Linked DNA regions of Homo sapiens: region 1 is linked to region 2. A link is a loop called in an ENCODE intact Hi-C map of the cell type or tissue named here. Cell type or tissue: PC-9. All regions are shown on one strand. Each heading gives the region's core, and the rest is flanking DNA. Links, peaks and the distances in the headings are about the cores only. Region 1 has its middle 83 kb from the start of SDC1. Region 2 has its middle 7.0 kb from the start of SDC1.

Region 1 (11,657 bases), core at 5,116-9,115, 89 kb before region 2:
GATGGATGAACTCATTCTTTCCTCGTCTGAGGCTGCTCTGATCGTAAAACCGTGGACGCTGAGCAAATGGCCCCAGGTGTGTGCTCTCTCAGTTTCGCTGGGATAATAGTCAGGAACAGCAAGAGGGTGACCTGGTTTCGATGGAGCAGCTCCTGCTCTGGGCACTACGTGGCTCTGCTGCCTCTGCTCTCCTGTCCTCTCCCCACCCCGTTTTGGAGGGCCAGGCCTTCACCAAAGCCTGAAGGAACCTCAGCAAGAGTGCAAAGGGGGTGCTGTCAGAGGTGCCCCAGGAAAAGACCCTTCTCCAGAGAGAGGCTCTGCGGAGAGGCCCGGGGTGCCTAGAGAGGGGAAAGCACCCTGCACCTACCTCGAGGGGCCTCCTGCTCACAGCCCCCTTGAGTCACTGTTTACTCCACAAAGATCTAAACTCAGATCAGGCAGGACCCTTCGAGTCTGTCTCATCACTAAAACTGCTTCATTTTACAGATGGGGAAACTGAGACCCAAAATGAAGGGCGCAGTCGCCGAGTCAGCCAGTGACAGAGCTGGGGCTTCACTCCCGCTTCTCGATTCTCAGCTCCCATCCTCGTCCCTCTGCCTTTTATGGAGCAGCATGGAAGGAATCAAAAACAGGCAGAGAACTTCAGGGGCCACTCTGGGCTGCTGTGAGTGAAGACTAGAGTTTGTGGGTGCAGTGCCTCCGGCTGCAGCTCTCCAGGCCCACACAGACCTGCTCCTGACACTCCTGGGGGTGCGCTGCCTGGGGGTCTTCCCTCCCCAGCCCTTCCCCAAGGTACAGTGAGTGCCTCAGGTCCTCCAGCTGCCCCTCTCCCAGTGGGAACTCACACTAGACATGCGAGGGCAGTCAAGGAGAGCGCTTTCCTCGCTCGAGGATATGGGAGAGCTTTCCACCCTCCTCCTCAGGCCCCGGAGGCAGCGAGTGTGCCTGTCAGGGTTATCAGGGTGCTCTGGGAAGGGCTCCACCTCCCCCGCAGGCTTCGCCAGAATGCCCAACTGGGCTGCTCTCACTGCCTTTGACCTTCAGAACTCCCAAAATACTCCCACCTCCTCCAGGAAGAAGGCGGGGTAGTGGGGGCTTTGGAGACCAATAAGCCAGGGCCTGACTCCTAACTGGCCACCTAATAGCTTTGTGACCTTGAGCAAGTGCCCTGGTCTTCCTGAGGGCGTGTTCTCAAGCTTCTCCGTTGTGTGGTTTTAGTGAGGGCTGGAGATGGCGACACGTAGTAGACTCTCAATTCATGGTGGCTCTTATTATTAAAGCTGGCCAGGATGTCCCTTCTGACCCCCAACCCTCCAGTTCCCATAGTGCTGGGCCTTGTAACTGTCACTGTCCTGTGTATGGGGTCAGGCTCTGGCCTCCCTCCCTCGCAACCCCTTCGGGGCAGGGTGAGAGTAAACAGGTCCCCTAGGTGTGGGACAGACGCCCGCTGCCCTCCTCCTGCCTTATTCATTCTCTCCAAAAACATTAATCACTGGTGGATGGACAAACTGTAGGGCACCCGTATGATGGAATGACCCCAGCAATAAGGAAGAACAAAATAGTAATACAATGAATGACATGGATGACTCTCAAGGCACTGCGCTGAAGTTCAGCAGTTAAATGAAAGCCGCCTAACTCAAAAGGCTGCAGACTCCGCCGCTCCCTGCGTCTGAACTCCAGGGAGGGCCACGCTGCAGCCAGAAAGCAGGTCAGGGCTTGCCTGAGGTGGGATGTGGGAGCGGGGATTGATTGCAATGGGGAATGAGGGAATTTTATGGGGGGATAAAAAAAATCAATGTTTCATTTGATGGTAGGTAGGTGGCTATTTCCATTTGGCAGAGCTTATCAAACTGTATGCGTAAAACAAGCAAATTCTACAGTATGCAAACTACACCATAACGAAGCTGGCAGAGTAAAGACCTTCCAGTTTGGAAACTATGATCTGGGAAGTGACCCATATTGCCTGGCCAGATACACGAGGGAAGAGTCATCTCCCTAGGAAACGCTTAAGAAAGGCTCAGTCCTTAAAAGAAATAAGAAACTGAGTGACCAGAAAAAATGAGGGAGAATTTGAAGAAATACAGTACCAGGGCATCATAGAAGAGCTGGCTTTAAATAGACTACAGATAGTGCACTCAAGTCTTAGTGCATTTGTACGCTGCCTGAATTACCTGACCTTGGTCCCTTATCTGATATCCTCATCCCCCCGGGCTCTACCTGAAAAAAAAGCTCACACGCATCTTTCATAAATAATAAGAAGCTATCCTTTAATGAGATGATATTTTATCTCTCCTGGCCCAGGACGGGGAAGGCGCCCGGCCCCTCTTGAGTCACCAGGCTCTTATGCAGTGGAGTTTCTCTCCTCTGCTTGCTTCCAGAGCCTTCTGCAGGCTACCAAGACAAAGCTTTCTCCCATTCCTCTGGGCCCGGTCCTTCTGCTCTCTGCTGCTGCCCTCTCTGTCCCCATTCCTCCTCTGCCTCTGGAATGATAGCATCTCCCAGTGGCTTTCATGTTGGAGTGCTGGCTCCTTAACTTAAGGTCAGCTTCTGAGGGCAGAAGGCTTGTCCCATTTTCTCTCCTTCCCTCTGCCCTCTCCTTTGGAATAAACGCACACATTCACCAATGCAGCCATTGACTGTGTGGCTCGCCCACACTGTTCAGGAGAGAGGCCCAGCTCCATCTAGCTTGAGCCCAAAGGAAATTTATTGGGCCACATTCCTGAGAAGTCCAGGACGTGTCAGCTAGGTTGAGACACAGCTGGATTCAGGATTGACAATCTCTTTTCCTGTCTCACTCTCTGTCTGCCTCTGTCTCAATGTCTTCTTCCCTTCCTCTCCTCCCTTCCCCTTCTTCTCCCTAATATCTTTCTCTCTCTAAGTAAGTATCCCCTGAGTATACTTCCTCACTCCTCCTTAAGCCCGAAAACAAAAGAACAAGACACAATAAATCCCTCATGTAAATGGTCATCCCTGACCTGGGGAAGTCCAAGATATCAAAAGCACAGCCTATTATTTTATCTATTCTTTCTAGTTGTGTATATAGCTGACTTTTCTGCTAGACTTTCCTTGTGTCCTCAAGGTGCCTGGCACAGGCCCAGGTACATGGCAGCCCCCAGCCCCACCCCAGATAGGATGTGACACTTGGTTGGGGTGAGGTCAGAGTGGGAAAGGGAAGAATCAGGGTCGGGGATGGGTCAAGGCTGGGGAGCGGCTGAGGGGAGGATCCTTTTGAGCTGTTCATTCCCTCCTGGTATTTTTGCCCATGAGGCCCTGCAGAGTAGGAACAAACTCCGCACATGCCTGTCTTCCTCCCAGAGCCCTCCACCCCCAATAAGCATCAGCCTGGGGGGCTGGGGCTGCGGGCTGAGGCCTGGGACAGAGTCCTGGTCAGCATCAGCCTAGCTGATGCCAATTAAGACCCAGGAATCCCCTGCCCCTACCCCTGGGCTCAGATCAAAAGACCTTGGCCCTCAGATGAGGGGCTCCTGACCATAAATCTGAAGGAGCACGGCCCTCCAGCTAATGAGCTGTCCTGGCTCAGACTAGAGCAGGGATGCCAGATCCTGTTTCATTCCAGGGTGCAGCCAGCCCAGAGTGAAGGGCCGCGGGAGGCCCTAGACCCCAGAGTGCCCATCCCCCCACAGCACCCGGCTTTGCAGGGACAGGCCCCGCTCTGCTCATAATCCCTGGGGCAATGTCCTGGAGGGTACATGAGAATGCACACTGTTCCCTGGGCTCCTGCCCTGCCGGGCCCCAAGATGGCTCCCTGTGCCCACCGTTTAGCCCCACAGGAATTTTAACCGCTAACATCTGGGTTCAGGAGACTCCGGAAGAGCAAACGTCTTCACCTCCTTTGATTCCCTTCACACAGAGGGCTTTTTCAATTTTAATTTGAGGTGACCTCTGACCTGAGTTCCCATTCTCATAGATTCCAGATATTTCCTGTGCCCTCAAATAACCTCCAAGCCTGCCCCCACCTGATCAGAGCCCCTGCGGAGGGGGCATGGCCTTCACCCACCCATGGCCCAGGCTAGGCTGGGAGTCCCCCTGGACTCCGGCCCCCTCCCCATATCCCACTCTGTTCCCCCAAAGATGCCTGCACAGCCACCCACCCACCAGTATCTCTCCAGGGCTCTCAGCTCCAGTATCTCAGCTGGGCCCAGCTGAGCCTGCTCTCAGGACACGAGGGATGGCAGACACCCCGGTGCCAACCTCTCTGGCTGTCATGTTTTTTAATGACAACAATCATAGAAACATCGGTGGAGCCTCTTCTCTGTGTCAGGTGACCCAGTAGCTCAAGAATAATTGCTCCTAATTTACAGATGAGGAAGCCGGCCCTGGAGAAGAAGAGGGACTTCGTGTACACACAGCTAGCTGTGGCCAAGCCAGACCATAACTGAGGTGTGTCAGCCCGGAGCCCGGTGCCCTCCAGGAAGAGGGGTCAGCAAAGGGATGCTGGCATTGGTGCATCTCCCCTGCTTTGTGAGTCCTGGTTTGGGCTGCCCATCTCAGCGTTGTGACCATCAGCACAAAGCACCAAGGGTCTTGGCAAAAGGCAGAGATGACAGAGAAGTGAGAAGCAGGCATGGGGGTGGGAAGGGCTGGTCAGACCTCAGCTCCGCCCCTGTCTCTTTCCAAAGTAGCTTTTGGATTGAGGTGGATAGTTCCCTCAGTTCCCATGAGGAGTCCAGCACGGTGCTAAGCTGGGCTGTGCAGGGGGCTACAAGAGCAGGCAAGTCCCAGTCCCTGTCTCAGAGGGGCTGAGAGACAAGCAGAGGTACAGGGACATGAGCAAGGCAGCCCCAGGACCAAAGTCAGGCCGAGGGGGTCAGGCTGGGTAGGCTGCTTGCAGGTAGGGAATTTGCTGCAGGTCTGGGTTACAGAGAGGCCCAAGTCCCATGCCCACATGGTGCTAGGTCAGGGCCCTGGCAGCCATCCCTCTAGGATGGCCACTCCCAACAAGGGCCTATGGCTCTCCAGAGCCCAGAACCTGAACACATCCAGGCCAGAGCCACGGGATGATGCACTGGCCCCTGCCCCATGGGTAAGAGGCTGAATGGCACATTAGGCAACCTCTCTGGCTCCAAACCCCAGCTGGCTGCCAGCCTCAGCCTCCTAGTCGATGGTTTGACCACATGACTCCCCATTAAAGCCTTTCCCTGGCTCTCCATCCTGCCCCTCGTCATGCCCGGTGACTCACGCTGCTTTTCCAGGCCCAGCTCACCACGGCTGACATCACCTTCAGCTCCACCCCTTTCCCAGCAAACCCTGATGAGCCCTCTCTTTCCTCTGACCCATTGTCCTCCTCGGAATCAAGAATGCTAGAGCCAAAAGCTATCTCAGGGAACATCTGGAGCAGCCTCACTTACAGCTGGGGAAACTGAGACCTGAGAGATGCCCCGCTGGCGTTTGTTCTAGTTCAGAGGCTGTGATTCATTTAGAACTTTAATGAAAGGATTTAGGGCTCAGTTAGGATCTTAGGGCAAATCATCGCTGCTCTGCCAGTAACTAAGCCCTTACCCTTACGCCTGCCCAGCAGGGTCCTGGAAATCAATCTCCAGATTCCGCCGGGTCCAGGGCTGCCCCATAGGTGCTGAGGCACTGGAGACAACAGGAGGTCTGGGATGGCCCCCAGCCCCTCCCTCTACCCAAATCGGGGCATGGCTAATTCTTTCTCTAAGAGATCCATTGCTTTAAAGTCCAGAGTAGAAGGGAAGAAACAGGTGTCAATTTCTGCCAGGAAAATGAGATCGAGCTGCAACCTCAGAGAAGCCTGGAGGGGTACTGTTAACGGGAACCCTCTGAGGCTCTGGGGCTGAAAAGAAAATCAAGGAGGAACAAGCAATCAAGGTTTTCATGGAAGCCTTGGGCTTCAGAAATAAGGCATCCCTGGAACGTGGTTTCTAAAGCATCACCTGAGAACTTGGGAGAAATAAAAAATGCAAATCCTCAGGCCCCACCTGAGACCTACCAAATCACACACTTTGTTTTGGGATCCCTCAAGCCCTCCAGATGATTCTGATGCATGCTCAAATTTGAACACCACTGCCATAAAGGACAACCAAAGCAGTAAGCAGGTCTCATAGCTGGTCAGCCCTGTTGGTCCTGGCCTGTGGTGGGTTCGCTGAGGCTCCACAGCCCGCTCTGCTTACCCATGTTATGGACCCCTCCCAGCCAAAACAGGCAGGATTTCTGCAGGCAGCTTATTCCAGAAGGGCTTGGAATGAGCCTTGTGGCCCAAGATGTGCTCTGGGAACATGGAGAGCCTCAAAGTCACCCACCCCTTCCATTTGCCTCTGCCCATACAAAAGGAATTCTGCCTCAGTTTCCCTGCTTTTCATTCCAACCCACCACTGGCCTTAGAACTCTGCCCTGGACCTCAGCCTGCTTCCCTGGGCACTGTTACCATGCCATGCATGGTGGCTGGCCTCCTCACCGAGGTCTCATCCTGCTCCTGTACCCCAGCTGCTGACTGAGGTGATTTGCAGACTGACAACACATTTATTACTGTGCTGTGGCTGCCCTGGGCCCCCAGGTACATGTGTGTGGATTGTCTACTGAACAAGGGCAGATGGCCAAGGAAGCAAGTGGAGGAATGAAATCCAGCTCACTTTCCACTCACCCACATCCCCTAGGGCGAGGTGGCACTAATTTGCAGGTATGCATTAGAGGGTCTAGTGCTTGAATGTCACACTCCCTTTCCCGAAGCTCCTGTTTCTGAGGTGACCCTCCCCTCCCCCTGCCTTCCCATTTCTACACCAGCCAGACCTCCCTATCTCTTCATGTCTACACCAACTGGACACCCACCCTTTCAAACGGGCCATGCCCTCCTTATCTTCTCTCTTAGGGGTCTCTTGGCTGGCTCAGTTGTCCCACCATTTCTCTCCTTATTCCTCATCCTCACAGACTTTCCCGTCATGTTGATGATGACATAATAACCAGCAGACAAAACATCTTTGTTGATAGAAGTTTGAGGTCATTTCATTACAGCATCTCCTAAGACATTCCATTCAGGGACGTGCCTGCCAGGCTGCTGGAAATGCCTGCCTTTTATGGCCTGCTTGGTTTGGTCACTTGTAACTTCTGCACATGATAGGCCCTGGGCTCCCTCTACCCTAGGGCAACCCCATAGAGACCTGAAAATCCTGTTCACGACTTGCCCCACCCGAATCTTGTCTTCCCAGCCCCTTGAATGAGTCCATGTGTGGCTTGGGCTCTCTCATCACCGCAGGTTAAACTGCCATGTAATTGATTTTTTTTCCAGGCAATTGAACACATATCAGTAGGCACCTAACTTTTCTCTTTTAACCACTTGGATTAAGAAAAATCTTTCCAAAACATAATATATTCTTCTCTACCTCTTGGAATAAATGAAAGCAGACATAATGTGCTTTTTCTTGGGGCCTCTACATAATAATAGTTTTTTTGAGCTACTGTAAAGTGTTTTTAATAACTCAAATCACTTCATAATCACCATGGGGAGAAAACAGAAAATACAGATATATAGAAAGGAAAAAGAAGGGCATCCCTTGATATCTTACCAGCTGGAGGCAATGACTAATAACTTTTTGTTGTATAACTTTCTGGGCTTTTTCCTAAGCAAGCACAGTTCCCCAGTTTGGGGTGCAAATGTAATCCCTCTTATTTATTCAATAATTGCTTGAGCTCCCATACGCCCATATTAACAGGAAGTCATGCCTCTTTACCCCTTCTTACCCCTTATTCCTCACCCACTCCCCCAAGGAAATTGGGGCCAAACTTGGTCCTACAGGTAATTCTGATTGCAAATGGCAATCAGAGAGAAACTGGAGAGTCAGGAGGTCCTGATTTCCATTGTTTCTTGCACAGTACCATGTGTCTCTAAAGAAAATGGTCTTGCAAAGTCTGATGAGATCCTGCCTCACTGGTCCTGACCCTTATGTGGTCCACAGAGGTGTGCCAACTTTGGGCTCCAAGGCCACTGCTCTTGTAAGCTCATACTTCCAAGGTTAGCCAGGCTCCCAAATAGCGCACAGCCCTGGTAGAGCTGAGCCCAGGAGGGCTTCTGTCCTCAGCCACACTCCATGCCACAGGAATATGGAGGCCCTGGGGTTGAGCCTGGTCACCAACTCTGACCCCCTTTCTTCCTGGTGCCATTCCCTTGAGGGGCTGTGGGGATTCTATTCCTGGGGCACTTCATCTCAAACTTCATCAGGAAAATTCCAACTTTAACACGGCAAACGTCTTTGTCTTCATCTCTTTCTTCCCAGATGTTCCTTGGCCCCAAGCAAATTATCTCCCTGCTCTTCCATGTAGGGACTAGAGGGTCCTGCACTCCTCAGGCCACCCAGGAACCAGTTCCCCCTTGCCCCACTAGCCTAACATGTGAATAGCCAAGAGGGACCACTCAAAGGACAGTTTCCTGAACAAAGAAGACCTGTTCTTAACCAGCTGGATAAAGAAGGAGCTGATGGCAACTTTTATTAAAAAGAAAGAAAAGTTCCGAACCAGGAAACTTGCCATACACCCATTCGCCAGATGACAACATTGAGATTACTCACTTCTTGAAAGAGCCCAGCCTCTAGCACTGGACATTTATCACAAAGCATTTCCTTCTTGCGTTGGGCATTCCTCTCTTGCTAGGAGGAACTGAGACTTCCCGTCCCCAGTCCCAGCCCTGAGGCCATGCAGCCTAGGGGTGGCTGGATTGAGCACTGCTTACTGGATTCAGGCCAGAGACTGCCACATTTTGTCCTCTGCTGCCTGGGTTAGGGAGACCTCTCCCTGTCAACTCAGGGGCATGGCAGGAGCGGGGCTGGAACAGTCTCTGCAGTCAGTTCCCTCCTGGACCACCGACGCTGGGAATGCAAGGGGTGGGTAGTTTGGTCTGTGCTTATGTGTTGATATTGTGAGATCATTTGAGAGAATTAAATATATTTTCCCAGATGGAAAGAAAAGGAAAAGGAAGGGGATGTTGAGTGTGGGAGCTGTTCATTCTTTCCAGCTTCTCTCCTTTCCCGCCATCCCACCCCACCTGTGGACCTGTGTTTGGCATTAGGGCACTCCTCTGTGCTTTGCTGGATTCTGATAGGGAGCACAGCCTGGTGTGGGGGGTGGGAGGACGGATGGTCTGCATCTTCCCTTCCCCTGCTCCAGTCCTTAGGCCAGTGCTTTCTGCACTGGGGGGTCAGGGGACATTGAAGGTGCCAGTCCAAATGCCAGTCAACACTGTGGGCAGGCCTGGCCAACACTGTCTGTGGATGCCAGACTCTGGGAAGAGAAGCACCCACGCTCAGAGATGGCCCACTCTCACTGGGCTCACAGCCAAACACACCCAGTTTTCTGGCCTCGGGCTGGGTGGGACAAGTGTATATCTCACCTGACAAGCCCTGTGAGCCTGACAAATGGAGGGAAAAAGCCACGACAGCAGCACCTCCCAGTGATCCGGAAGCTGGAGGAGGAGCAAGAGGACACAGGGTCTCTCCAAAAGGCAGAAGTGCGGGGGAGTGGCCTGGACATTGTAGAGCTGGGACAGCCAAGTCCCAGGGCAAGGGCACCAGGGGACATGGAGGAGTCCTTCCCTTGGGCCTCTCCAGAGAGGCTGCCTGGAGTTTTCACAGTTCACAAATGAGCAGAGGAAATTGTCCATGCGAACAGCCCTTAGGGGATCTCCCAGAGAGGTGTCTCGGGTGCTAGGGGAAGCCCAAACACCCCACTTCAGTTTTCACGTAGGAGGAGGAGAAGGCAATGACTTGTCTTGAAGCAGCCGCTGCCCAGCAAGCACACGATTTTTATTTAAATTGAAGGTTTATTTGGAGTGGGCTTGGGGGAGTACTTCTCATGCACACACTTTTTCTGTCTCCTCATTTCCCCAGCCCAATCCTCCCCACATTCCTCTGCCTTCCCGCCTCCCATTTTATTAGGTGTCAGTTGTCTGCTCCAAACCTTCAGTAGCTCCCATTTGTGATAAGGTGAAGTCCAAATCCCATAGCCTGCATTCAAGTTCTTCCACGGTTAGGGTGGACATACACCCCACTTTGTTTTGGATGATCTAGTTTATATCTGCTGTCTTGGCATAATAATTCATAGCACCCTGCTTCATGCAAAAATGTATCCCAGTTTGGAGAATAAATGATGTGGTCCACCCGTGTACAGTCCACTCCCAACCTCATGCTCCAGGCTAATGGCCAACTGTCTCTCTTGAATCCTCTGAGTCAGTGGTTTTGAACTCTGGTTGCTCATTAGAATCACCTGGGGAGCTTTTAATAAATATCACTACTTAGACTCACCCCCAAAACAGGTCAAATAAAACAGAATCTCTAGGGGCAGGACCCAGCCTTTGGTATTTTTTTAAGCATCCAGATGACTCTGATGTGCAGCCAGGGTGGAGAACAACTGACCTCAGTAAAACAGGTGTCCTGGAACTCTGTCCCTGAGCCCATCTTACACATTTCTGTCCCTAGTTTTTGGTAACTTGCTCCCATTGTCTATCCGCCATTTAACTCTTTCTTTTCCTCTGTGTGTGGTCTTTCATTCATTCTTTAAGTCCTACCCAAGCTGCTAAGCCTAGCTCCAATGCTGCCTCCTCCTACATCTTTCCTGACCTCTTAGCCAGAAAGGGTCTTCCTCTCTACCCACTACTGCCCCCTCCCTCCCCCACTATTGAATGTCATCTATGATCCACGCCCTGTTTTGCCTTCTTCACAGTCTATGAGCTCCATGGCATGGGTCATGTCTGATTAATCTCTGGAGACCCCAGGGCCCAGACCCAACTTACAGTAAAGCCTCTCACACCTGAGTGAGTGACTATCACTGCTGGTCCTGAACTTGGGCAGCGTCATCCACCCCGACACGGGGCACCAGCACATGCTGCCTCTACAAGTTAAGTTTCTTTTCCTGTGTGCGGGCTTTCATTCATTCATTCACTCACTCATTCTGCTTTGTGCCAGGCGCTGTGTTCTCCATCACCTCTTCTTGATTTCCTGTACTATTGGAGAACTGTCCTTTCTCTCTCATGTCCATCCCCTGGACAGCCCTGCAGACTGTCTTGCATATAAACGGTACTCAGTATTGATTGATAATCAACTGACGAATAGATAAACAAAAGTGGTGTGTCCTTACAATGAAATATTATTCAGCCATGAAAAGGAAATGAAGTACTGATACATGCTACAATATGAATAACCCTAAAAACATTATTCTAAGTGAAAGAAGCCAGGAACAAAAGACCACATAAACTGTATGCTATCATTTACATGCAAAGTACAGAATAGACAAATCCATAGAGACAAAAAGTAGATTAGTGGTTGCCAAGGGCTAGAAGAAGGGGGAAATTAAGATTAACTTTTGTTTTGTTTTGAGACAGAGTCTTGCTCTGTCGCCCAGGCTGGAGTGCAGTGGCCTGATCTTGGATCACTGCAACCTCCGCCTCCCAGGTTCAAGCAATTCTCCTGCCTCAGCCCCCTGAGTAGCTGGGATTACAGGTGTGTGCCACCATGCCTGGCTAATTTTTTTTTTTTTTTTGTATTTTTAGTAAAGACAGGGTTTCGCCATGTTGGTCAGGCTGGTCTCAAACTCCTGACCTCAAGTGATCCGCCCACCTCAGCCTCCCAAATTGTTGGGATTATAGGCGTGAGCCACAGCTCCTGGCCAGGACTAGCTGTTAATAGACACAGGTT
Region 2 (11,657 bases), core at 3,714-7,713:
GCTCCTGAGCACCTGTTTGACCTCAAAGAGCTCTCGCTTTTGGGGTGTCCGTCTCCCCAAGTCTGTCTAGGGGGCAGGAAGACCTTCATCAGGGTTCTTGGGGGCCGATGTGGGCTCGCTGAGTGCCTGAGTGATGGATGGTCTCACAGCACGGCACCACGGAGGTCCAGCCGAGCTCGAGGAGTCCCTGTGGATTAAAAATGCCCTTTTCGAAGGTTCTACCTCTACCAGAGGGTGGCTCCACAGATCCCTTCAACCCAGTATGGTGGAAAAATAGGAATTTTGGAATCTTACCTTTCTCTACTGCTCACAACAGAGGAAACTGGGGTCAGGGAGGATTTGATGGAGTCTTTTCATTTTTTAAAAGTCACTCACGGCCAAGCGCGATGGCTCACGCCTGTAACCCCAGCACTTTGGGAGGCCGAGGCGGGCAGATCACCTGAGGTCAGGAGTTCTCGACCAGCCTGGCTAACACGGTGAATCCCCATCTCTACTAAAAATACAAAAATTAGCCGGATATGGTGGCAGGTGCCTATAATCCCAGCTACTCGGGAGGCTGAGGCAGGGAGAATCGCCTCGACCTCTCGGGTTCAAACAATTCTCCCGCCTCAGCCTCCTAAATAGCTGGGATTACAGTCGCACGCCACCACAGGCCGGCTAATTTTTTATTTATTTATTTATTTTGTATTTTTAGTAGAGACAAGGTTTCACCATATTGGTCAGGCTGGTCTTGAACTCCCAACCTCAGGTGATACACCCGTCTCGGCCTCCCAAAGCGCTGGGATTACAGGCGTGAGCCACCGTGCCTGGCCCTTATACTTGTCTTCTTGAGTGCATGTGTGAGGCTTTCTCTAGAAGTAGAGCTCTGGATTATAGGTATAAACATCTTCAACTTTCTCAGGAATTGTTGTAAGCAATTGCTCTAAGCAAATTGCTCTCCAAAGGGCTTATAGTAATTTACACTCCCAACAGCAGTTATGAGCATTTCCATTTTTCTACATCCTCCTATGACTTGGTGTTGGGCCTTTTATATTTTGCCAGCTGATGCAAGTAAAATTATATCTTATTGCTGTTTGAGTCTGACCATCCTTCCCATTAGGAAATGTTTTGCTGAAGCCTTTAGTTGCCGACTGGTTGGGCAGACACTTCTGTTTACTTATCACATCTGTTTTCCTCTTTCTCAGTAAGAGATTCCTTAAATTTCAATTGGGCTTATGGCTATTTAAAATAAAGATTACCTTTCCCTGCCTCTCTTACAGCCACGCGTAGCCACATGATTAGGGTCTTGCCAGTGGCACATGAGCAGAAGTGGTACATGCACTTTCAGAAAGGTGTCAAGCATGCTCTCCTTCCCTTTTCTGTTTTCTCCTGGGCGGAATACAGATCTGATGGCTGCCTCTGAAGCAGCCTTCTTGGACCATGAAGTGAACATGGGAACAGAGGCCATCCACAGCAGAGGAACAAGTTAAAGGAAGCATGGGTCCCTGCCCCATGGAGTATAGCGTCATCCCTGGACTGCCCACGCAGACTTATACATGATGGGAAAATGTCTCTTTTTGTTTGTTTAGGACACTGTTTCTCTGAATTTTCTCTCACTTGCCAGCAATTCTAATCCTAAAAATACACTGATGAATTCATTCTTCTGTATAAGACTAAGTGAATCATCTCAGAAGAGTATGGGGAGGACAACTGGAAAAAGGAAGAAGAGGTGCCTCAGGAGGACGGTGAGAGGAATGGCTTTGAAGATGCTGCTACAAAGAGCCTCTAGGAGGCAGCCCAGCCAGTTTCCCAGCCCCAGACTGTATGTTAAGTTTGGGGACAATTCCTGCCCAAAAAAGAGGTGTAGGCTAGAAGGAGCCATGTTGGAGAGGTTTTTCAGAGAACTGTCTGAAGGCCACACTGGCGTATGTCTCCTCTAATGCACCGTAGGATTGGCTCTCACTGGGTCCCAGTGCAGGGGCATGGCCCTGAGTGCCATCGGGGGACTCCAGAGGAAGCCCCTCACCCACCACGGCTGCGGAGCTGTCCTTGGGTCTGTTGTGAGACATGAAGACCTAGAAGCAGTGGAAAGTTTTGGTTTCGTCTAAGGAACGAATATGTTCATCCTTTTTTTTTTTTTTTTGAGACGGACTCTCGCTGTGTCCCCCAGGCTGGAGAGCAATGGCATGATCTCGGCTCACTGCAACCTCCGCCTCCTGGCTTCAAGTGACTCTCCTGCCTCAGCCTCTCAAGTAGCTGGGATTACAGGCACCCGCCACGATGCCTGGCTAACTTCTGTATTTTTAGTAGAGATGGGTTTCACCATGTTGGTCAGGCTGGTCCCGAACTCCTGACCTCAGGAGATCCACCCACCTCGGCCTCCAAAAGTGCTGGGATTACAGGCGTGAGCCACTGTGCCTGGCCATATGTTCATTCTTAGATATTGAGAAATATGTAACCAAGTGTGTCTGCACTTTCGTGCTTTGGCAGCTCCAAATCATCTGGGGATTCAGTGTGCAGCAAGTGGATTGGACTTTATGTCCTGCTTCTCTGCTCTCAACCTCAAACCTGCCTTGCCCCTGTGCTGACTGTCCCTTTCTAACTTATAATTTCCCTTGCCTTCTAAGTTGCCTCTAATATTTGATAGCAGGAAAGAGAGAGAATAATACACCTTTTGTAGATATCATTGGAATTTACACATCCAAATCAGAGTATCTACTTCCCCAAAGCGATCCCCGTAAGGGACCACTTTTATCACCTCATGGTGCCCATCATCCTAGGGAGGCCTAGGAACCCTTTGTCTATGGGAATAACTTTTTTGTTTTGGAGGAGGAGAGTGGAGTATAGTTCATTTATTTGATAAATATGTCTAGAGATGGAGCATTACCCAGTTCCAGGAAGCATGATTCAGTGTCTTCCATGAAAATGGTATCCTGGCTGGGTGCGGTGGCTCATGCATATAATCCCAGCACTTTGGGAAGCCAAAGTGGATGGATCACTTGAGGCCAGGAGTTCGAGACCAGCCTGGCTAACATGGTGAAACCCCATCTCTACTAAAAGTACAATAATTAGCCTGGTGTGGTGGCACATGTCCATAATCCCAGCTACTCGGGAGGCTGAGGCACAAGAATCCCTTGAACCTGGGAGACAGAGGTTGCAGTTAGCCAAGATTGTGCTACTGCACTCGAGAGAAAGAGAGAAAGAGACAGAGAGAGAAAGAAAGAAGAAAGGAAGGAAGGAAGGAAGGGAAGGAAAGAGAGAACGAGGGAAGGAAGGAAGAAAGGAAGGAAAAGAGAGAAAGGAAAAAGGAAGAGAAAGAAAAAAGGAAGGAAAGGAAGGAAAGAAAGAAAAAAGAAGGAAGGGAGGGAGACAGAGAAAGAAAGAAAGAAAAAGAAAGAAGAGAAGGGAGGGAGAGAGAGAGAGAAAAAGAAGGAAAAGAAAGAAAAAAAGGGAGGGAGGGATAGAGAGAGAAAGAAAGAAAAAGAAAGAAAAAAAGAAAGAAAAAAGGAAGAAGGAGGGAAGGAAGAAAGACAAAGAGAAAAAGAGAGGGAAGGAAGGGAGGGAGGGTGGGTCCTGTGGAATCGTGCTCTAGAGATTCACAGTCCATAGCATCGGGTGTGAATGGTGCCTGTGGAGTTGTGCAATGCGGCAGTGCTATGCTGCAGAGACCCTACTGGGAGCCAGGCCCAGGGCTGAGTGCCGGAGATACCAAAGTGAAAACATAAGGTTTTCATTTTCTGTGAGTTCAGTCTTTGGGGAAAAACTGAACTAAACAATCATTATAAAACAAAGAAGTGCGTGCAATACTAACCTGTTCATCAGCAGCAGTAAGGAAATGATGGATTCCGGACGCAGGGATAAAGTTCCCAAAGGTTTCAATGATGAGGAAGGTTGAGGGTGGGTGGGAAGCCATTAGAACCTGTCCGTGGATCAAGAAACAGGATTTGGGCAGTGTATTTGATTCCTGTGGCTGCTGTAATAAATTTCTACAAATTTGGTGGCTTAAAATAGCACCCACTTAGGCTGGGTGAGGTGGCTCATACCTGTAATCCCAGCACTTTGGGATGCCAAGGTGGGTGGATTTCTTGAGCTCAGGAGTTTGAGACCAGCCTGGGCAATATAGTGAGCCCTCACCTCTGCAAAAAAAACAAAACAAAAAAATTAGCTGGGTGTGGTGGCACGCGCCTGTAGTCCCAGCTACTTGGGAGGCTAAGGTGAAAGGATTGCTTGAGCCTGGGAGGTTAAGGCCGCAGTGAGCCAAGATCATGCCACTGCACTCCAGCCTGGGCAACAAAGCAAGACCCTATCTCTAAATAAATAAATAAATAAATAAACACTCATTCTTTTACGGTTCTGGAAGTCAGAAGTCCAAAATCAGTTTCACTGGGCTGAAATCAAGGTGTGGGCAGGTTGGTGCTCCCTCTCAAGGCTCTAGGGAGAATCCATCTCTTGCCCCTTTCAGCCTCTGGTGGCTGCTGGTATTCATTGGCTTGTGGTCCCATCACTCCAGTCATCAAAGCTGGCAGCTTCAAAGCTCTCTCTGCTCCATCTTCACATTGCCTTCTTCTCTGTGTATAGTGAAATCTCCCTCTGGCTGTCTCTTGTAAGAATACAGGACTGCATGCAAGGCCCACTGGAATAATTCCCAATAATCGCCCCTATCTCAAAATTCTTAATCACATCTGCACATCTGCAAAGACCCACCACCACCACCTTGTATTGGTTGTTGTTCTATAAGTTAACATTCACAGGCTCCAGGGGCTGGGATATAGATATCTTTTAAGGGTAATTATTCAGCCTACCGCAGGCAGATAGAGCAGGGAAAGGACATTCCAAACAGGAAACCCAGCAAAGAGCAGGCAAAGAAGCAAGACAGAGCTTCAGGATGTTCAGGAACTGGAAGGAGTCTGAGGTGGGCTGGACTGGCCGGGGCACAGGACCTCTGGCAAGGGCTGGATCAGAGGGAGAGAGCCTGAGCAGTGTGTGCCAGTAACGGGCCGTGCCTAGGCTGGAGGAGCCAGTGGTTTGCATTTTGAAAAGATCCTCTGGCCACTGTGCGAAGGGCAGGCTGCAGGGAGGGAGACTGTGGGCTGGGACACCCTATGCAGGGGCCGTGAAGGTACAATGTGGGGAGCCAGGATTGAATAATATGGAGGAGGTGGGATGCGATGAGGCTTGGAGAAGGATGAAGGAGAGGAACAGTGCAATGTGGAAAATCCTTGGTGAGGGTCCATTTCCACCTGGTTTACGTAAACAGCTAGCGTCAGAGGGGCCGAATCAGTGTGTAAAGTGGCTGCCTAGGCTGGGGCAGCACTGGGTGCTGAAGTCCTTTGGTAGATCACCCCGGGGCTCGTGACTCAGTTCTAGGCTGCCTCAAGGATGAGCCTTTGTTGCCTTTGTTGGAAGCTTGGACAGGAAGCTCTCCAGCAGGGAGGAGTGCCAACACCAGCCACACCCTCCCAGGTGCAGCTAGGCCCAGTCACCCTGAGCAATTTCCTGGAGTGAGGCCACTCGCCACTGGCTCACACTAGCCCCTGCCCTGCAGGGCATCATCAAGGATCTGGAGTCTGAGCAGCACCAGGCTCTCTGTGACTCAGCCCCTGTGGGGAAGGGGAGCCCGTGCTGGTGCTCTTCGGGCTGGAGCAGGGAAGTAGCTCCCCCTGTCCCACCTCACCTGCTTTGCTAGGGACAGACTTTTTTTTTTTTTTTTTTTTGAGACAGAGTCTTGCTCTGTCACCCAGACTGGAGTGCAGTGGCACAATCTCGGCTCACTGCAACCTCCACTGCCCGGGTTCAAGTGATTCTCCTGCCTCAGCCTCCTGGGTAACTGGTATTACGGGTGCCTGCCACCACACACGGATAATTTTTGTATTTTTAGTAGAGATGGGGTTTCACCATGTTGGCCAGGCTGCTCTTGGACTCCTGAGCTCAGGTCATCCACCCGCCTTGGCTGCCCAGGGACAGACTCTACAAAGCCCTGCTAATTGCTGCATGCAATATGCTGTTTGTGAGGGGAGGGGCGGGGGGGGGGGAGCTGGGAGGAGTTGTTGTTGTTTTGATTTTTTTTGAGACAAGGTCTCACTCTGTCACCCATGCTGGGGTAGTGCAGTGACGTACATAATCACAGCTCACTGCAACCTCTGCCTCCTGGGCTCAGGTGATCTTCCCCACCCAGCCTCCACAGGCACATACCACCATGCCTGGCTAATTTGTGTATTTTTTGTAGAGATGGGGTTTTGCCATGTTGCCCAGCCGGTTCTTCTACACATTCTTTGAGCTACTTTAGCTGTGTGACTTCAGGCAAGCAGTAACCTCTTTGCTCTTTAATTTGTTCCTCTGTGAATTGGAGAAATACTAGTACCTACCTCAAAGAGTCAAAAGCATTGAATGAGCTAAGCCCTCCATAGGGCCTGGCACACACGTGTAAGTGCCCCCTGCATGCTAGTGATGCCGTGGATACCCACAGTGGGATTCACTGGGAGAGGCAGATAGACTCATTTTAGGCAAGTTCCTAAGCATTCTGACATAATACATATAAAACACTTAGCACTTTACCTGGCACAAGGTAGGACCCTAGAAATCATAGAGAAGTTGGAGATTCTAAAGCCCGCAGGGGAGAATCTGGGCTGGGCTCTGAAGAGATTCCTGAGCTCACCGCAGCCAGGATGTATAAGTCATAGTGTTATGTCAGCGCTCATACCTGTGTGTAGCACATGTGCACGCACCTTCACGCACACAGGTGTGCCTCACCTCCAGCCCCAGGATGCATATGCAAATTCATGTAACAGATGAGTAACTGAGTTCACTCAACAGGTGAGAAAGTGACTTTGCATTCCCTAGGAATGGGACAGAGGTTGCAAAGGGACAGCCCCTAGGGCTGCATTTGGCCTGTAGAAGTGTTTTGCCTTTAAACTATTTTATTTTGTTTTCTTTTTTTTGTTTTTGTTTTCCCCTTATGCTATTTTTTTTTTTTTTTTGAGATTGAGTTTCGCTCTGTCACCCAGGCTGGAGTGCAGTGGCACAATCTCGGCTCACTGCAACCTCTGCCTCCTGGGTTCAAGTGATTCTCCCGCCTCAGCCTTCCGAGTAGCTGGGACTACAGGTATCCGCCATCACACCCAGCTAATTTTTGTATTTTTGTAGAGATGGGGTTTTACCATGTTGGCCAGGCTGGTCTTGAACTCCTAACCTCAGGTGATCTGCCTGCCTTGGCCTCCTAAAGTGCTGGCACCCAGCCTACACCATTTTAAAAAGGAGATTTCCATCGGAGAATTGCATGTAAGAATCAAGATTTCTGACTTTTCGGCCAGGTGTGGTGGCTCACGCCTGTAATCCCAGCACTTTGGGAGGTCGAGGCAGGTGGATCGCCTAAGGTCAAAAGTTTGACACCAGCCTAGCCAACATGGTGAAACCCCGTCCCTACTAAAAATACAAAAATTAGCCGGGTGTGGTGGCAGGAGCTTGTAATCCCAGCTACCCGAGAGGCTGAGGCAGGAGAACCACCTGAACCCGGGAGGCAGAGGTTGCAGTGAGCCGAGATCGCACCACTGCACTCCAGCCTGGGCGACAAGAGCGAAACTCTGTCTCAAAAAAAAAAAAAAAAAAAAAAATTCCGACTTTTCTAGCTGAATTGGAAGAGCTAATATGCTGGACCCACATCCAGTCAAAGCAAAGACCAGCGGAAGCCACAGTCACAGAGTGTGTCTTTCTAGCTGGTCCACTACCTGCTGGGCCCTGCAGGGATCTGAGTTCCAGAGCCCTAGCACGGCGGTTGAATGTGTTCACTCTAACATCAAACCGTCTGGATTTGAACTCTGGCCCTGCCACCCTGGACAAGTCATACAACCTCTCTAAGCCTCCCTCCCTCTCTCTCTCTCCTTCTTTCTTTTTTTTTTTGTCAGAGTTTTGCTGTTGTTGCCCAGGCTGGAGTGCAGCGGTGCAATCTCGGCTTACTGCAACCTCCACCTCCTGGGTTCAAGCGATTCTCCTGCCTCAGCCTCCCGAGTAGCTGGAATTACAGGCATCCGCCACCATGGCTGGCTAATTTTTGTGTTTTAGTAGAGATGGGGTTTCCCCATGTTGGCCAAGCTGGTCTTGACCTCCTGACCTCAGGCAATTCGCTCGCCTCGGCCTCCCAAAGTGCTGGGATTACAGGTGTGAGCCACTGCGCCCGGTCTGAAATATTTTAATAATTCAAATTTATGTTACAGTCAAAATGAGTGGAAAAAAGGGGGCATGTAATGTTAAAAAGAAAATGTAATTTTTTCCTTTCTTAAAAAAAAAAAAACTAAGGTATATTTTACACACAGTAAAATTTGCCCTTATTGTTATACAGTCTGTTTTCAAATGCATGCAATTGTATAACCACCACTGCAGTTAGGATCTGGAACAGTTTACTCATCCCCAAAACTTCCCTGCACCCTTTGTAGTCAACTCCTTCCCCACCCCTGGCTCCTGGCAGCCACTCATCGGTTTTCTGTAAGTGTTGCCTTTTCCAGATGTCCTATGAGTGGAATTGTATAGTAGGAAGCCTTTTGAGTCTAGCTTCTTTCATTTAGGAGACTGCATCTGAGCTCCATCCAAGCTGTGTGCATCAGGAGTGTGTTCCTTTTCATTGCTGAGTGGTGTTCCGTGGTGTGGAAATGATGACTTTCCCATCAGCATAAACCCATGCTCTAGGAGCGCCCATCTCCTGAAAACAAAAATCAAAACAAAAACACAATGGAGGCCGGGTGCGGTGGCTCATGCCTGTAATCCCAGCACTTTGGGAGGCCGAGGTGGGTGGATCACTTGAGGTCAGGAGTTCAAGACCAGCCTGACCAGCATGGTGAAACCTTGTCTCTACTAAAAATACAAAAATAGCCAGGCATCTTGGCGGGCACCTGAAATCCCAGCTACTTGGGAGGCTAAGGCATGAGAATCACTTGAACCCGGGAGGCGGAGGTTGCAGTGAGCTGAGATTGCACCACTGCACTCCAGCCTGGGTGACACAGAGAGACCCTGTCGCAAAAAAAAAAAAAAAAGAAAAAAAAAATTAGCTGGGTGTGGTGGTACACGCCTGTCATCCCAGCTACTCAGAAGGCTGAGGCAGGAGAATAGCTTGAACCTAGGAAGCGGAGGTTGCAGTGAGCTGAGATCATGCCACTGCACTCCAGCCTAGGCAATGGAGCGAGACTCCATCTCAAAAAAAGAAAAAAAAAGGAAAAAAAAGAAATGTCAGTATCTACAGATAAGACTCAATCTTGTTAGTGGCTGCTTGGGATTCTCTGGTTTGGCTATATCTTGATTTATTTAACCATTCCCCTTCTGATGGGTGCCATTTTTAAAGGCTTTGCTGTCACAAACAATACTGTTGAATATCCTCACGTGGACATCGTCCCACAGCTGACAAACCTTTCTTAGGACAGAAGTGGCCTGGCTGCCTTGGAGGAGATTCTGAGACCACTGCTACATTGCTCTCCCCAAACGCTGTGTCTCCATGGTCCTTTGGATGCTCTTAAATTGCAGCGAGCGCCCACTCCCAGCCAGGGCCTGGGGGTGCATGCTGTCCAAGGCAGGGCCCTGCCCTGGGGCAACTGCAATCTTTGAGTCCTATGATGAGATGGTTCAAGAGCCAGGGGCCCCAGTCCTGGGTTGCAGGGAGGAGTTCAGGGAAGGCTTCCTGGAGGAGTTGACGTCCAGGCAGAAACCTGCCTGCTGAGTAGCAGTTTGTCAGGCAGGGGAGCAAGTGGGCAGGGCTGCTCAAGCTAGGGGAGGACTTGGCCAGCTGAGGCCCTGAAAGGGCCAGGGCCATCTACGCACCGCTGAGTAATGGTGTTCCCTAAATGCTCAGGGCAGTGGCTGAAGGGAGTGGCAGTGGGTGGGGATGACAGGAAGCTGGGGCAACCGGTGAAGGCCTTCACTGCCAAGCTAAGGAGTGGGAATGTTGCCCAGGGCAAGCGAGAGCCTGATTACACACCTGAGGAAGTGAGCCATAGGCTGGAGGGGAGAAAGGACCAGTGCCCTGGGATGGAGGCTGGGTGGGAATTCACACCTGGCAAGAGCCCACCAGGAGCCAGGCCCTGTGTAAGGAGAAGCCCCCTCTTCCTTTCTTCCTTTCTTCTTTCCTTCTTTCCTTCTTTCCTCTCTCCCTCCCTTCCTTCCCACCCTCCTTCCTTCCTTCCCTTCCTTCCTTCCCACCCTTCTTCCCTCCCTCCCTCCCTTCCTCCCTTCCTTCCTTACTTCTTCCTTCCTTCCCTCCTTCCTTCCTAAATTAATAGACCTTTTTTTAAAGAGCAATTTTGGGTTTACAGAAAAATTGAGTCATAAGTACAGGGAGTTCTCATTGACCTCTCCGCACCCTGCCACACACGGTTTCTCCTATGGTTAACCTGTTGCATTGGTGTGATACATCTGTTACAACTGACAAACCAGTACTGACATGCTCTCATTCGCTAAGGTCCCTCGTTCACATCAGACTACACTCTTGATGGTGTACACTCTGTGGGTTTTGACGAATGCATAATGACATGTCTCCACCATTACAGTAGCCTACAGAGCCTTTCACAGCCCAAAACATTCCTTGTGTCCTCCTACTCATTCCTCCCTCCTCCCAACCCCTTGCGACCACTGATCTTTTTACTGTCTTTGTAGTTTTGCCTTTTCCAGAGTGTCGAATAGCTGCAAGCAAACACACAGTATGCAGCCTTTTCAGATCGGCTACTTTCATCTAGCAATGTGGAGTTAGGGTTCCTCCAGGTCTTTTCACGGCTTGATAGCACATTCCTTTTTCTTGCTGAACAATATTGTGTTGTATGGATGTACCAGTTCATCTATTTCTGAAGGATATCTTGGTTTGTTCTGAATGTTTAGCAATGATGAATAAAGCTGACATAAACATTCATACGCAGTTTTTTTTATGGACAAAGTTTTCAACTCATTTGGGGAAATACAGTATTTGTCTTTTTGTGGCTGGCTTATTTCATTTAGTGCAGTGTCCTCAACTTTCCTCCATGCTGTGGCATGTACCCTTTCTTTTCAAGGCTGATAAAAATTTCATTGTATATAAACACACACCACTAGCTATTGACTGTTTTAATATGAGCCTGCTTTCAATTCCTTTGGAGGTATTTCAAGAAGTGGGATTGCTGAATCACAAGGTAATTCTATTTTTAATTTTTCAAAGACGCACCATACTGTTTTTTCCACAGAGGCTTCACCAACACTTGTTATTTCCTTGTTCTTTTTTTTTTCTTTTAGTAGCTGTCTCAATGGGTGTGAAATGATATCTCATTGCAGTTTTGACTTGCATTTCCGTGATGATGACTGATGACATTGAGCATCTTTTCACATTCTTCTTGGCCATTTATATATCATCTTTGGAGAAATGTCTATTTAAGTCCTTTGTCCATTTTAAAATCACGTTGTTTTTTGTTGTTGTTGAGTTGTAGGTGTCTATGTATTCTGAATATTAACCCTTTATTATTTACATATTTGCAAATATTTTCTCCCAGTCTGTAGATTGCCTTTCCACTTTGTTGATTGTTTCCTTTGGTGCACAGACATTTTAAAGTTTGATGTAGTCTCATTTATTTAGTTTTGCTTTTGCATGTGTTTTTGCTGTCATAGCCAAATCACTGCCAAATCCAACATCACGAAGCTTTCCCCCTACATTTTCTTATAGGGTTTCACAGTTTTCG

What was found. A loop is a pair of places that touch in the nucleus more often than their neighbours do. Peaks named below come from ENCODE experiments on the same cell type or tissue, not always from the same donor. Only the 100,000 strongest peaks of a DNase experiment are listed, where the experiment ranks them.
Region 1: it touches region 2 in a loop (10-fold over the local background); 46 of 110 quality-filtered maps call a loop at or near these places.

What each region holds. Positions count from the first base shown.
Region 1 is chr2:20,136,426-20,148,082 of GRCh38, forward strand. No RefSeq gene overlaps it. Among named protein-coding and RNA genes, the nearest start is that of SDC1, 83 kb to the right of the region's middle. RefSeq lists enhancers at 1-132, 133-752, 753-1,372, 4,854-5,438, 9,190-9,349 and 1 more. In PC-9, for the core only: no CTCF peak of the experiment used is centred there; DNase peaks (open chromatin) are centred at 5,176, 7,066 and 8,616; H3K27ac peaks cover 3,736 bases.
Region 2 is chr2:20,226,351-20,238,007 of GRCh38, forward strand. No RefSeq gene overlaps it. Among named protein-coding and RNA genes, the nearest start is that of SDC1, 7.0 kb to the left of the region's middle. RefSeq lists enhancers at 1-107, 9,215-9,773, 9,774-10,332. In PC-9, for the core only: a CTCF peak has its summit at 5,846; DNase peaks (open chromatin) are centred at 5,461, 6,191 and 6,701; H3K4me3 peaks cover 1,599 bases; H3K27ac peaks cover 3,364 bases.